2 separate regions of the Homo sapiens genome follow, and region 2 is linked to region 1. Evidence: read pairs that join two places in POLR2A ChIA-PET (ENCODE). Cell type or tissue: OCI-LY7. All regions are shown on one strand.

The links. ChIA-PET counts read pairs that join two places held together with the same protein. Peaks named below come from ENCODE experiments on the same cell type or tissue, not always from the same donor. Only the 100,000 strongest peaks of a DNase experiment are listed, where the experiment ranks them.
Region 2: POLR2A ChIA-PET joins it to region 1 with 7 read pairs; 6 of 35 experiments call an interaction of 5 or more read pairs at or near these places.

Annotation. Positions count from the first base shown.
Region 1 is chr1:26,806,442-26,814,441 of GRCh38, reverse strand. No RefSeq gene overlaps it. Among named protein-coding and RNA genes, the nearest start is that of ZDHHC18, 16 kb to the left of the region's middle. In OCI-LY7, a CTCF peak has its summit at 4,221 (motif pointing left); a DNase peak (open chromatin) is centred at 4,211.
Region 2 is chr1:26,538,780-26,546,779 of GRCh38, reverse strand. The region is part of intron 2 of RPS6KA1 (ribosomal protein S6 kinase A1); the gene reads right to left. Among named protein-coding and RNA genes, the nearest start is that of MIR1976, 12 kb to the left of the region's middle. RefSeq lists enhancers at 153-202, 1,133-1,302, 3,801-4,445, 5,118-5,167, 5,178-5,227 and 1 more and silencers at 873-1,062, 4,688-4,737. In OCI-LY7, CTCF peaks have their summits at 4,557, 4,758 (motif pointing left), 7,696 and 7,900 (motif pointing left); DNase peaks (open chromatin) are centred at 1,019, 3,449, 4,769, 7,889 and 2 weaker places; H3K4me3 peaks cover 5,186 bases; H3K27ac peaks cover 7,703 bases.

The DNA of each region.
Region 1 (8,000 bases):
GACAGAGTTTCGCTCTTGTTGCCCAAGCTGGAGTGCAATGATGCAATCTCAGCTCACTGCAACCTTTGCCTCCTGGGTTCAAGTGATTCTCCTGCCTCAGCCTCCCAAGTAGCTGGGATTACACGCATGTGCCACCATGCCCGGCTATTTATATATATATATTATATATATATAATTTTTTTTTTTTGAGACGGAGACTTGCTCTGTTGCCCAGGCTGGAGTGCAGTGGCGCGATCTTGGTTCACTGCAACCTCTGCCTCCTGGGTTCAAGCGATTCTCCTGCCTCAGCCTCCCGAGTAGTTGGGACTACAGGCGCATGCCACCATGCCCGGCTATTTTTTTGTATTTTTAATAGAGATGGGGTTTCACCCTGTTAGCCAGGATGGTCTCGATCTGCTGACCTCATGATCTGCCCGCCTTGGCCTCCCAAAGTGCTGGGATTACAGGTGTGAGCCACCGCGCCCGGCCTTAATTTTATATTTTTTTAGTAGAGACGGGATTTCACCATGTTGGTCAGGCTGGTCTTGAACTCCTGACCTCAAGTGATCCACCCACCTCGGCCTCTCAAAGGGCTGTGATTACAGGGGTGAGGCACCGCGCCCGGCCTCTTTCTCTTTTTAGAAAGACCCAAGTCCTATCGGATTAGGGTAGGCCCTATCTCTAGATACAGTCACATTGGAGGCTTAGGGCTTCAACATATGGATTTGTAGGGGGTGTGGAGGGTGGTCACAGTTCAATTCACAACACCCAGGTATGCAGTTTACTTCTAGTTTGCTGTCTTCACAGAGAGGGGGAAGGCCCAGAGGCATCTACTTGGCCTTTCCCACCATAAGGGCCCTTACTCTATGGGTCAGAGAGCCAACTGAACCCATGTTAGTTGTTAAATATGTCAATTCCACTTATAAATTCAGAAACTTGGGAGATAACCCCAAGATATGTCCAAAGAGGCCACCAAGAGCCCCTACTTTAACTGGTAGGCCACAGTGGCATTTTGGGTCCCCAGGAATTAGCATCAGTTCAGAGCCAATATTTAGTAATCCCCTAAAGGTCTGGATGTTTCCTTTTCCCCACCGCACAGTTGCTCTAGAAAAGGGTTATAGATGTTATGAAGAAAATTTGAGGGAAAATTTACCATATATATTTCGGCAGTGTTGCTGGGTCCTTTCTTAAGGGGACTTGGCCTCCCTTTCAATCAAGGGGCTCTAGGTCTGTTAACTGACTTAGGTCTAAAAACTGGATAAGAGGCCATGCTTCCCCATTGTTGGTGATTCAAATCTTATTTCTAGCCACTAGATTCTCACAAAGACTCTACTGCTCTTGATGGCAAATGCATCTACCTTGTCTTTGTCGGTTAAGCACTACTACTTGGCCTCTGATACTCTGAGATCCTCTCGTCTCCACTGAAACTAGGGAGCCCATCTCAATGGCAGAATTTCCAACTATCATTCTTGAATCACAGAGGAGAGTCCCCACAGAGCTTTCTGAGAATGCAGATGCTCCCCTCACCAATACATTTCTCAATGCTGGGGTGAACAGAGTGTCCTCTGGGCCCTCTTGGGAGACAGAGAGGACACAAAGTTCACATAGATAAATTTATTACAACATTCTTTTCTCTCTGGTCCTTTGAATTTTGTCCTCTCCAGTGAATTCTCCCCATCTTAGCCTCATTAAACATAGGTACTAGCTGGGCACAGTGGCTCACATTTGTAATCCCAGAACTTTGAGAGGCTGAGGCAGGTGGATCGCCTGAGCCCAGGAGTTTGAGACCAGCCCAGGCAACATGGCAAAATCCCGTCTCTACAGAAAAGACAAAAATTAGCTGGGCGTGGCTGGGTGCGGTGGCTCACGCCTGTAATCCAGCACTTTGAGAGGCAAAGGCGGGTGGATCACCAGAGGTCAGGAGTTTGAGACCAGCCTGGCCAACATGGTGAAACCCCGTCTCTACTAATAATACAAAAATTAGCCAGGTGTGACGGTGCATGCCTGTAACCCTAGCTACTTGGGAGTCTGAGGCAGGAGAATTGCTTAAACCTGGGAGGTGGAGGTTGCAGTGAGCTGAGATTGCGCCATTGCACTCCAGCCTGGGCGACAAGAGTGAAACTACATCCAAAAAAAAAAAAAAAAAAATTAGCTGGGCGTGGTGGCACACGCCTGTAGTCTCAACTACTCAGAAGGCTGAGGCAGGAGGCTTGCTTGAGCCTGGGAAGTCGAGGCTGCAGTGAGCTGAAATTGTACCAGCCCGGGCATCAAAGCAAGACCCTATCTCAAAAATAAATACATAAATAAAATAAAATAACAGAAATAACATTAAGTCAGATTTTCAGTCAACCAACCAAGTAAGCCATTAGAGCCACTTGCAGCTATGTGAAGTAACACTTTAAATTCAGAATCTCTGACAAGTGCATACACATCAATACATTTGGCTCAGTCCTGTGTTATATTTCATCCTTATAGGTCTAACATTCTAAGAATCCACTCCCATGTGTATTCCCCAGATTTCTGTCTATATGTCAGCAAAATCTTGAAATGATTGTGATGTGTAAGTTATTTCCTTCTGAGTCAGATTTTCTACTTGCCTCCTTGGAGAATGCTGAGATTGCATCCTAGTTGTGGGTCTGGTGGCAACAAGGGGTGGCTTGGGTGGATCTTGGGGAGAATGGCATATCTTTGCAAGGTATATATCCTGCCCCAGAAGTTATTACAAGATTTTTCAAGCAAGGGAAGCCAGGTTTCCTGAGACACAAGTCAACAAGATGCTTCTACTAGCAAAAGAAGCTCAAAGAGAAGGATAAATCTAAGATTTTCACATTTGTCTGAGTCAAATCAGATGTCCTTATTCCAAGTTTCAGGGTCCTACTCCTGAATCACAGGAAAGACTTAGTTAAACTGAATTCAGCTGATGGAATTCTGCAATATGCACAATTTTCATGTTTTATTTGTAGCAAATCAGTCTGGTGGCTACAGGAAATAAGAGATTATTTTATGGCTATTAGAGAAGCCCTACAGTTCTCTGACCACGAGTTCAGCTGAGAGTTTAAAGACCTGAGCTGGTAATTTTTTTTTTTTTTCCTGCAAGGCCCATGATGCAACTGGAAGAATCGGTCCCATATCATAGTCCCTATAGTCATTATCACTGCCATAACAGTTAGTGCAACCACCATTTGGGCCCCCGAGACACTTCCTTTGGTTGGCACTTCATCACAAATAACCACAGGCGATGATTTCATTAATTATGAGGCCACAGCATGCTATGGATCACATTCTCATTGGCAAGGAGCTCAGCACATTCAAACCCAATGACACAGCCAAGCTGATTTCCTAATCCCATCTTTTGGGGTCTTTTTCCTGGGGCCACTCCTAGTACCAATTTCTGTATCAGTCAGGGTCCAGGCAATGAGAGAGAAACCACATCAGTCACTGACAGAGAGAATTTAATATAAAGAATGGTTAGAATAGTTAACTAGGAATAAATTGTTAACTAGATAACTCTAAGGGTAAAAAGAAAACTAAGATATCATGGAGGCAGCAATAGACAGCAAGAAGCATCTGTAACTCCTCGGGCTAAGAGTACAAAGGCAAGAGTTTGGAATTACTCAAAGTTAAAACCTTAGAGGAGGGCCTCTGCAGAGCTGAAACTCGGACCTCTAAGTCTGATGCTCCATCTAGTCTTTGAGCTTGAAGAACTCAGACCTCTGAAGACAGGATACTACCCAGCTGGTGCTGGTGTCTCTGAGTGGAACACAATGGAACTGGTTTGGCAATTGTTGGGAAAAACTACAAAGTGGATTCAGCAGCTGCTACAAGAAGGACCTGCTACTGTCTGGGTAAAGGAGTGTTGCCAGAGTGACCCTTACAGGAATAGGAAGCAAAAAGAAGAGTCCCAGCTGGGCGCGGTGGCTCACACCTGTAGTCCCAGCACTTTGGGAGGCCGAGGCAGGCAGATCACCTGAGATCAGAAGTTCGAGACCAGCCTGGCCAACATGGCGAAACCCTGTCTCTACCAAAAATACAAAAATTAACCGGGCGTGGTGGCGGGCGCCTGTAGTCCCATCTACTCGGGAGGCTGAGGCAGGAGAATCACTTGAATCCAGGAGGCAGAGGGTTGCAGTGAGCCGAGATTGTGCCACTGCATTCCAGCCTGGGTGACGGGAGGGAAACTCCATCTCAAAAAAAAAAGTGTCCCTTCTTCTTCCTCTGGCTTCACTGTCTCCCTCTGGTGGCCCTTATTGGGAAAGCCAAACACAGAGCCTACCCAAGCAAAAACGTGATTTTCAGAGCCCCAGCTCCAGTATCTCATTGTAACGAATATGTGGGTGGGTTTGGAGCTGAGAGACAGTAACTTAATAACTAGCACTGTTTTTTTTTTTTTTTTTTTTTTTTTTTTTTTTTTTTTTGAGACAGAGTCTGGCTCTGTCTCCCAGGCTGGAATGCAGCGGCCCGATCTCGGCTCACTTCAACCTCCGCCTCCTGGGCTCAAGCAATTCTCCTGCCTCAGCCTCCCGAGTGGCTGGGACTACAGGCGTCCGCCACCACGCCCAGCTAATTTTTGTATTTTTAGTACAGACGGGGTTTCACCATATTGGCCAGGTTGTTCTCGAACTCCTGATCTTGTGATCCGCCCGCCTCGGCCTCCTAAAGTGCTGGGATTACAGGCGTGAGCCACCGCGCCCGGCCCTAGCACTGTTGTCTTTATAAAGTATTCCAAGAAAGAGGTGAGTTTAGGTGAGAATATGCTGGATTTCAACAGAAATAGAAAATAGAGAAAGAACAAAGATCATAGGTCTTTCAGGGTTGGAAAAGCTGACTGCTTCTGGACAACAAATAGTACAAAGTAAGATAGAAAAGGTTTTAGGGCAGGGCGCGGTGGCTCCTGCCTGTAATCCCAGCACTTTAGAAAGCCGAGGCAGAAGATCACTTGAGCCCAGGAGTTCAAGACCAGCCTGGGCAACATAGAGAAGTCCTGTCTCTACAAAAAAAATCAAAAATAAAAATTAGCCAGGCATGTTGGAGCATACCTATACTCCTAGCTACTTGGGAGGCTGAGGCAAGAAGATCACCTGAGCCCAGGGAGGTGGAGGCTGCAGTGAGCTGTGACTGTACCACTGCACTCCAGCCTGGGCAACAGAGTGAGACCCTGGCTCAAAAAAAAAAAATAAATAAATAAATAGAAAAGGTCTTGAACAACATGAATTTAAATATGCAATCTTTTTTTTTTTTTTTTAAAAACCACTGTCTGGCTCTGTTGCCCAGGCTGGAGTGCAGTGGCGCAATCTCAGTTCACTGCAACCTCTGCCTCCTGGGTTCAAGTGATTTTCATGCCTCAGCCTCCCAAATAACTGGGATTACAGGCACGTGCCATCACACCCAGCTAATTTTTGTGTTTTTAGTAGAAATGGGGTTTTGCCATGTGGCCCAGGCTGGTCTCAAATTCCTGGACTCAAGTGATCAGCCTGCATTGACCTCCCAAAATGCTGGGATTACAGGCATGAGCCACTGTGCCTGGCCTAAGGATGCAATCTTTCTAAGGTAAATACCAGGTTAAGAGTGTGGCCTGCATGGCCAGGTGCAGTGGTGGCATGTGCCTGTAGTTCCAGCTAATTAGGGGGCTGAAGTAGAAGGATTGCTTGAGCCTGGGAGGTTGAGGCTGCAGTGAGCTGTGATCACACCACTGCACTCCAACCTGGGTGACAGCATGAGACCCTGTCTCAAAAACAAAAAAAAAAAAAAGCAAAAACTATAAAACTCTTAGAAGAAAACATAAGGAGAAAACTGCATGACATCAGATTTGGCAATGATTTTGAAAAGGCAACTCACAGAATAGGAGAAAATTTTGCAAATCATGTATCAGATAAGGGATTAATACCTAAAATATATAAAGAACTCCAACAACTCAACAACAATAAAAAAAAACAAAACCCCAAAACAGGTAAGGTTAGGAATAGATATTTCTCCAAAGACATACAAGTAGCCAATAAGCACATGAAATGATACTCAATACCACTAATCATCAGGAAAATTTAAATCAAAATACCACTTTACACACACCAAGGTGGCTAGAATTAAAAAACAGAAAATAACAAATGTTGGTGAGGATATACAGAAATTGGGACCCTTTTGCATTGCTGGTGGGAATGTAAAATGCGCAACTGCTGTAGAAAAACAGTATGGCCATTCTTCAAAAAAGCAAACATGGAACTACCATATAATCCAGCAATTCTACTTCTGGCTGTATACACAAAAGAACTGAAAGCAGAGATTTGAACAGATATTTTTATATCTGTTATATAAAATATTCATAACAGCACTATTCATTATAGCCACAAGGCAGAAGCTATCCAAATGACCATTGACAGATGAATGGATAAACAAGATGTACTACAATGGAATATATGCAGCCTTAAAAAGAAATTCTGGTGGCCGGGCTCGGTGGCTCACACCTATAATCCCAGCACTTTGGCAGGCTGAGGTGGGCGGATCACGAGGTCAGGAGATCGAGACCATCCTGGCTAACACAGTGAAACCCCATCTCTACTAAAAATACAAAAAAAAAAAAAAAATTAGCCAGGCGTGGTGGCAGGCACCTGTAGTCCCAGCTACTCAGGAGGGTGAGGCAGGAGAATGACATGAACCCGGGAGGTGGAGCTTGCAGTGAGCCGAGATCGCGCCAGTGCACTCCAGTCTGGGCGACAGAGCGAGACTCCGTCTCAAAAAAAAAAAAAAAAAAAAAGAAAGAAATTCTGATGCAAGCTACAATATGGATGAACCCTGAAGACCTTATGCTAATTGAAATAAGCCAGACACAAAAGGACAAATATTTTATGATGCCACTTATATGAGGTACCAAGAGTAGTCAAGTTTATAGAGACAGAAAATAGAATGGCAGTTGCCAGGGGTTGGAGAGCAGGGGGAATGTGAAGTTATTGTTTAATGGGTACAGTTTCAGTTTGGGAAGATAAAAAAGTTCTGGGCTGGGCATGGTGGCTGATGTCTGTAATCCCAGCACTTTGTGAGGCCAAGGTGGGTGGATCACTTGAGGTCAGGAGTTCAAGACCAGCCTGGCCAGCGTGGCAAAACCCTGTCTCTACTAAAAATACAAAAAATTAGCTGAGTGTGGTGGTGGGCACCTGTAGTCCCAGCTACTCGGGAAGCAGAGGCAGGAGAATCGCTTGAACCCAGGAAGCGGAGGTTGCAGTGAGCCAAGATCGTGTTACTCCACTGCAGCCTGGGCGACAGAGCAGGACTCCGTCTCAAAAAAAAAAAAAGTTATGGAGATAGGTAGTGGTGTTAGTTGCACAACAATGTGAATGTACTTAATGCTACAGAACTAACACTTAAAAAGTTAAGATGGTAATTTTGTTAGATACATTTTAGTGCACATACATACACAGTCTGACTAGTTGAGACTTAAAATAACTTTAGGCTCCCTTGTTTTCACCAGTAGGAAGTGGCTTGGTGACACCTGAGCATTCTCCAAGGAGAATGGTCATAATTCGCAAAGGAGAAGGTCATAATCCCCAAAGCCAATCTCAGATGTGGCCATGAAGAATAATCAACAAGGAAGAAGTCAGGCCTGTAGTAGTTGTGTGCCTGTAGTAGTTGGGGCTACTTGGGAGGATAAGGTAGGCAGATTGCGTGAGTCTAGGACTTTCAGGCTGCAGTGAGCTATGATCCTGCCACTGCACTCCAGCCTGGACAACAGAGTGAGACCCTGTCTCTTCAAAATAAAATTTTAAAAAGGCAAGGAAGAACTTCCTAGAAAGTCACATCCAGGAGCCATGGAGTACAATGGACAAAAGAGTCCATCCCAGGCCGGGTACAGTAGCTCACGCCTGTAATCCCAGCACTTTGTGAGGCCAAGGCAGGGGGATCACGAGGTCAGGAGTTCGAGACCAGCCTGGCCAACATAGTGAAACCCCGCCTCTATTAAGAATATAAAAATTAGCTGGGCATGGTGGCGCATGCCAGTAGTCCCAGCTACTCGGGAGGCTGAGGCAGGAGAA
Region 2 (8,000 bases), 270 kb after region 1:
CAGCAGATGGAACCTAAAGGCCCAATAGACGACTTCCCTGAAGGGCTAGCCTCCAGGGTCATCGATTTCAAAAGAGCCTCAAAGTCTGGGGAGGTCAAACCAGAACAGGCACCGCTCCTATTGCTCACGATGCTCTGGCCTGGTTAGGCCCAAAGGGATGCCCAGGCATGGCCAGGCTGAGTCAACCCCAGGCTCTGGCTGAGACCCAGAGACCTGCCCCAGGTCCGCCCGTGGGGCTTCCCTCCCCCTGTTGTTTTAGTGTTGCCACAATAGGAAGTAGGCTTGTTCTCATATGGGGAGGTAGAGCTGGGCCTTCGTTCCTGGTCAGGATGGGATGAGGGGATCCCTCTGGTCAGCAGGACAGGGCTGACGTGCACAAAGACCCAAGAGTCACCCAAACTCCCCCATCAACTAGGTAAGTGCTGGCCTGGGGCAGGTCAGAGTTAAGGCCAAAGACTGCATGGCTCAACTTCCCAAACTTCCCTCATACAAACCTACTGGAAGCCCCTTGCCAGGTCCTAGCCTTTCCAGGACTCTACCCTCCCTCCAATCTGCTGCCATTGCCTTGAAGCCCTGAAGTGCCTCCTCACTTCCCCAGGAAGCAAGTCTGGGCAGGGTCCAGTCACCCTGCAGGGCCAGGCCTGGGCCAGGACAGCCCAAAGCCAGCTTATGTTAAGCTGGCTTCCCAGGCACCTGCTGCAAGGGACACAGCCAGGTCAGGACCAGACATTCGGGCACACTCACCGAGTCCCGCTGGGGGCCAGAGCCAGGGCCAGGGACAGGCAGAGAGGTCTGGCTGATCCTGGGCCGCTGCTTCCTGGGAAGCCAGGGGATCAGGGCCCAGAGCCGCAGACGGGGCGGCTTGGGATCCTGCTCCATCCGCCCAGCAGGGCCACGGCACCATGGCAGGAGCAGGCAGAGTCCGGGGCTGCCGCAGTGGTGGCCGGGACCAAGGCGGATGTGCAGGGTAAGGGCGGGGGCTGGGCCTGGCCCAGGGCAGCCAATCACTCAGGGCCTGTGGTTTCCCAGCACCAGGCCTACACCCTCACCACGTTCCCTTCCTCTCTCTCCCCCTCTCCTCAGAGCCTGAGGGCTGCCCTCTGGCCGTTCCCCCATCCTCCCTGTGGGCCTACAAAGGGAAAGTCCCCTGCCAATGCAGCTGCTGAGCAGACTGGTACCCAACAGCAGAGAGGTACCCAATAGCAAACAGGTACCCAACAGACAAAGACAGGTGCCTGATATGTGGAGGCAGACGAAGAGAGACACCCAACAGGCAGAAGCAGGCACCCAACAGGTGGAAACAGGTAAGAATGGCATCCATCATGCCTGTAATCCCAGCACTTTGGGAGGCTGAGGCGGGCGGATCATGAGGTCAGGAGATCGAGACGATCCTGGTTAACATGATGAAACCCTGTCTCTACTAAAAATACAAAAAAAAAAAAAATTGGCCAGGCGTGGTGGTCAGCTCCTGTAGTCCCAGCTATTCGGGAGCTGAGGCAGGAGAATGGCATGAACCTGGAAGGCGGAGCTTGCAGTGAGCCGAGATAGCGCCACTGCACTCCAGCCTGGGTGGCAGAGCAAGACTCCATCTCAAAAAAAAAGAAAAAGAAAAAGAAAGAATGGCATCCAACAGGCAGGGGCAGGAGAGAACACATACCCAACAGGCAGGGATGGAGGATAAGGACACGCACCCAACAGGCAGAGGCAGGAGGAATTCATATCCAATAGAAAACAGATGGAGACACGTACCTGACAAGGGGAAGCAGGAGGGGACTCATATCTAACAGACAGAGGTGGACAGAGACTCATCCCCAATGTGTGTAGGCAGATAGGGACACAAGCCCAACAGCCAGAGACAGATGGGGACATATACCCAATAGGTAAAGACAGATGGGGACATGTACCCAACAGGCAAAGGCAGGAGGAACACATCTCCAATAGGCAGAGACAGAAGAGAATACCAACCCAACAGGCAATGACAGAAGGGGACATAAACCCAACAGGCAGGCTGGGCGTGGTGGCTCACGCCTGTAATCCCAGCACTTTGGGAGGCCGAGGCAGGTGGATCACGAGGTTAGGAGATCGAGACCATCCTGGCTAACACGGTGAAACCCCGTCTCTACTAAAAATACAAAAAATTAGCTGGGCGTGGTGGTGGGCACCTGTAATCCCAGATACTTGGGAAGCTGAGGCAGGAGAATGGCTTGAACCTGGGAGGGGGAGGCTGCAGTGAGCCAAGATCGCACCACCGCACTCCAGCCTGGGCGACAAAGTGAGACTCCGTTTCAAAAAAAAAACCAACAGGCAATGACAGAAGGGGACATGTATCCAAAAGGCAGAGACAGATGGTGACACAAACCCAACAGGCAAAGACAGAAGGGGACAGGTATCCAACAGGCAGAGACAGATGAAGACATAAACCCAACAGGCAGAGACAGAAGGGGACATGAACAACAGGCACCTAACATGTGACATGTACCCAAAAGGTGAAGTCAGGCACTTATCAAGTGGAGACAGAGATTGGAACCCAACCACAGACAGAGGTAGGCAGCAAAGAGAGACAGCGGGAGAGTCAGCGAGCCCCAAGCAGACTGACAATACCTAGGGCAGATAGGTCTGACACCTGGCAGACACACGGGCAGGCAGCAGGGCAGGGATCCCCAGGAAGGGGTTAAGGGCAGAGCTGTGGGTTCTTGCTGCTGTACCTGGGGTGGGGAAAGAGATGAGGGGAGACAATCTGCAAACTCCCACCACTCAGGAGAGGACTCTCGTATTTCTTGCAGACCCACCTCTGAGATCTCCCATTTCCCTAGGATTTTCCTCCTATGCCAAGACCTGAGGGGGACCCAGACAGTAGCTGAGAGGACTATCTCCTGAGTGCAATCTGATGTCTTTGACTCTGATCATATCCTAAAAACTGTTATCCTCATTCCAGGAATAGGAAACTGAGGCCCAGAAGACAGTGACTCACCAAGGCTCAAAGCAAACAGTGGCAGAGGTAGCTTGGACCCAGGCGCCTCCCTGCTTACTGCCTGGCCTGGGGTCAGCAGGCATCAAATGCCAGGAAAGTGTGGGCAGGTCAATCAGCCAGAGCCACGTCCTGCCCACCCACATCTGCCTAAAACCCCTTCTCCTTCAGTACTAGGGTCCGTCTGTGACCTCCCACTGTAGGTCCTGGCCCTCGGAGACACAATCTTATCTTCAGGGGAAGATACCTAACCCTTCCTGACAGATGGAGGAGTGGGTGGAACAGCCCCACAAAAACACCACAAAACTGCAGTCAAATCAGACCCCTGAGTGTAACCTCCTGGCGGGACAGGCAGAAAGCCTGGCTCAAAGAGGGACTAAGAGGGGGCCAAGCCCACATGGCAATACCTGCACACCCCACCCTGAGATCTGAACCTCCACCTCACCTGTCTGCCTCTGACTGAGAGCACTCCCTGGGGACAGAGACAGGAAACCACCCAGAAATCCCAAGGGACAGAGCCACCCCCAAACCCATTCCTTGCCCAGTCATGGTGACAGACACCGCTGGAGGCAGGCGACTCTTCTGCTCACCTTTCTGGGACAGGGAACCAAGTCTCTCTCAACCCTGGGGAAATCTGCTGGGGTCTGCATGGTGGGGCTCAAGCCGGTGACCAGAGGGCCCCGTTACTCTTCCTACTTCTGCTTTTTTTAGCCTTCCTGGCCCAGAAGGCAGGGTCTCTGGCCCCCCTCCTTCTCACTTCCCCCTCTGCAGGGAGGAGGGGCAGATGATGGGTCAGGCTCCTCTATAGAGGAGGGGACACTGCAGACCCCAAGCCCATGACCCCAGGGAAGGCCCAGGGGCACACCTCTCCCTATGTCCTCTGACTCTAAGGAGGAGAGACAAGAGCAGAGACAAAAGTCACAAGGCGATAACGCAGTGTCACAGTGGGCATATCAGCACCCGCAAACATCCACGTGAGGGGAGGACCTGAGAGAATGTGGGGCAAAAGTCAGCAAAGGCCACTGTCCGACTGTCCAGTCCAGAGCTTAGATACTGTGTCCCACCCCTCCATAGCATCCTTCCCATGGCTATGCCCACCCACAATGGCAGCCCAGAAAGCAGGCACCAGTGGCCCCCCTCCGGTCCTGCCCTGCTCAGCTGCCCCGAAGAAGGCTGCCAGTCCCAAGCCCCAGGATGGGTAAGGCGGGCAGAAAGCCTGACCAAGGACCTCACAGAGGTCTGAGAGGAGGAGCAGGCAGCTATGGGGCAGGGGTTGACCAGGCCCAGCCCCTTTCTACGTGGCCTCATTTCATCACTCATACCAGCACAGCACAGGCACTGACATGCACACACACACACTCAGGCCGATGATCGGAAACCCTGTCCGCAGACAACCCCTATGCAGAAACACATGCCCCCACGCACACACGGACTTCCCCTTCCCTGTCCTTGCAGAGTCTCTGCGGGTGGATGGCTGCCGGGAGATTGTGAAAGATGCCTCCCTCAGCCAAGCCTCTCATTGCTCTCCAGCTTCCTCAGACAGGGGTTTGGAGGCTGGGGCAGCTCTCGGAAGCCCCAAAGCTCACCCTCCCTACCAACCCCTGGTCCCTCAGATGCAAAGAAGGTAGAGAGGTAGCTACTTTGTGGGAGGAGACTCTCCAGATACGGGCTGAGATAAACCAAGGGGCCTAGTCCACACGAGCCTCTGTGGCCAGCAGGGTACCAGAAGGGGCAACAGGAAGGAAACAGTCTCAGAACTGCCTTTGCTGAAGGCTGTGTGGGCCCTGAGGCCTCTGGTGGCGGGCGGGGGGAGGACAGCCACCAGCCCACATCCCTTGGTCCCTGCCCCATCCCCCGCATAGGGACTTCCTCTTTATTTACTTCCTCCTACAGGGCAGCTGGAAGAGAAGCCCAGAGCCCCCAGGCCTGATCCGTGGTCTCTAGGGTTCCCACCCTGCCAGCTGTAGCCAAGCCCACCTGCCAATCCTGGCCCTAACGGACACCAAAAGCCCCTTCCCCAGCTGGCAGCATTTGCAGGGCCCTTCCAGGCGCTACCCCCTCCCTCAGTGGGACAGATGTCCTCAGACACATCTCCCAGCGTGCCTCCAGGCAGGTGAGGAGGGGTCCACAGCTCCCTGGCAGCCTTGAGGGGGAGCTGGCCTCCAACACTAGGTCAGGACTGGCATGGAGAGATGATGGTAAGTGTGCCTCCTACTGATTGAGCAGTTGCTGCACGCACACAGCCTTTTTTTTCTTTGAGAGGGAGTCTCACTCTGCTGCCCAGGCTGGAGTGCAGTGGTGAGATCTCAGCTCACTGCAACCTCCGTCTCCTGGGCTTAAGTGATTCTCGTACCTCAGCCTCCCGAGTAGCTGGGACTACAGGCACACTCCACAATGCCTGGCTAATTTTTTGTATTTTAGTAGCGACAGGGTTTCATCATGTTGCCCAGGGTGGTCTCAAACTCCTGAGCTCAGGCGATCTGCCCGCCTCGGCCTCCCAAAGTGCTGGGATTACAGGTGTGAGGCACTGTGTCCGGCATTTTTTTTTTTTTTTTGAGACAGAGTCTCACTCTGTTGCCCAGGCTGGAGTGCAGTGGCATAATCATGGTTCACTGCAGCCTCTTGGGCTCAAGCGATCCTCCCACCTCAGCCTATGGAGTAAGCTGGGAGGACAAGTGCGTACCACCACATCTGGCTAATTTTTAAAAAATTTTTTGTAGAGGGCCGGGCGCGGTGGCTCATGCCTGTAATCCCAGCACTTTGGGAGACCGAGGTGGGCGGATCACCTGAGGTCGGGAGTTCGAGACCAGCCTGACCAACATGGAGAAACCCCGTCTCTACTAAAAATATGAAATTAGCCGGGCATAGTGGCATATGCCTGCAATCCCAGCTACTACGGAGGCTGAGGCAGGAGAATCGCTTGAACCTAGGAGGCGGAGGTTGTGGTGAGCCAAGATCGTGCCATTGCACTCCAGCCTGGGCAACAAAAGTGAAACTCCATCTCAAAAAAAAATTTTGTTTTTTGTAGAGGATGGGTCTCCCTGTGTTGCCCAGGCTTGTGTTGAACTCCTGGCTGGGCATAGTGGCGTGCGCCTGTAGTCCCAGCTACTCCGGTAGCTGAGGTAGGAGGATCACTTGAGCCTAGGAGGTCAAGGCTACAGTGAGCTGTGGTTGTACCACTGCACTCCAGCCTGGGCAACAGAGGGAGGCCCTGCCTCAAAACAAAAACAAAACCAAAAAACCACAACTATCCTGAGACAGCCATAATCAAGGTGTTGTGGGTGCCCAGAGGTGGTGACTATTTGCCAGTGCATGAAGTCAAGAAAGACCTTCCAGAGAGGGGCAGCCCAGCTGGGTCCTGAGGATGAACAAATGTTGGCCAGGCAGAAAGGAGGAAAAAAAGACACTCCAGGTAGAGAAAGACCTGTGTGACCAAGGGGCTTAAGGCCAGGAGGGTAGAGTGGGAAGTCAGGAAGAGCTGGCCACTCACTAGCTGGGTGCTCCCGGGCAAATCTGTTTCCCTGTCTGAACCTCGGTTTCCTCCTCTGTAAAATGAAGGTTAGAACAATATGCTCCACTCTCAGATTGTTTCTAGAAGCAAAATGGGCCACAGAGACAAGGGGATGTTGGAAACAGAACTTCTCCCAGGTTTACTTAGTCTTACTGCTGTGGGGTCTCCCCTGGGCAGGCTGAAGGGACAGAGCCCAGCCACAGGGCCCCAGGTACTAGGAGGGTGGCTGGCCTTCTCTGACCAGGCCAAGGGAAGTTCCTCCCAACACCTGAGGCTGCCCAAGGCTCCCTGAAGTCCACAGTCACATCCTGCCTAAGCTCTGGCCAGGGGAGCATGAGGGATCCGGGAGGGATCAGGGTTTCATAAACAGGAAGAGAGGAGGGGAGGGGAGACGCTCAGCTCTCAAAATAGACCTGCAGGCGCTTCAAAGGGGTCCAGCTCCGGAGATAGCTGGGGGAGGGGGCCTGGGATGCCCAGTCCACTCCCAGAAGGGAGGGAGGGCAAATGGAGCCCCGGTGTGCCTTAGGGTACCACGTGCACCTAGGTGCTGAGGGGATCCAGAGAGTTCTCACCCTGGATGGCTATCCACACTATTGCTGCTAAAAGCCAAATCCCAAATCCCAAATCCCGCTTTCTGCCTGAAATGAATAAAATAAACAAGCATTAAACAGCAACATTGTGCCACAAGCCCTGTTAGATACTTTAATTTATATGTACCACATTCTCTTTTCCAGGTAGCCCTGAGAAATAGGCTTTATTCTCCTTTCATTTTTCAGGAAAGAACCCGAGCCTCAGCAAGGCAAATGACTTGCCCAAGGTTACAAGGCAAATAAAAAATAGGTGCAGGATTCTGAACTCAGAATCCCTGACTCTCTTCCCTGCCTCTTTGCCACCTGGAAGGCCCAATTCTTTCTCCAGCTGCCCAAATCCTGCCTTTTGAGTCCCAGCCAAATGCCAGTTCCGCAGGGAACATGGCCTGTGCCCTAGAGCCCACCCCAACTCTTCTTCCTCGGCCATGCACGGCAATGACCATGTCTCTGGTCCACACTCAGCCCTGAACTCAGATGCCATCAGCTGGGTTCCCGGGGACGTGCTCATCTCGTCATGCTACGGAGAGAAATGTGGGCACCTGGAAGGTGGTGGTATACGTCTCTGCCCAACATGGGCCTAGCACAGAGCAGAGGTTCTATGTGCCCACAGCTGTGCTCTTGCCCCATCATAGCGCCTACCACATGGCTTTCCTGTCTCTACCCTCTGCCCAAAGATTGGAAGCTTCTCGAAGGTGGGGGATATTGACTTCATTTTAGGCCCTCCTGTGAACAACAGGGTGCACCGAATGTCTGATTAGGATAAAGTGGCCCATTGCCAGCTCATTCCACTGCACAAAGTGATGAGGTCCGGACCACAGGTTGAGCGCCCCCTGGTGTATTAAGCCCAGAAGTGGGCATTAGGGACACTGGTGGCTGGGACAACAGATGGATGAGCAGGTGCCCAGGACTGGTCCCACTTGGAATCACAGAA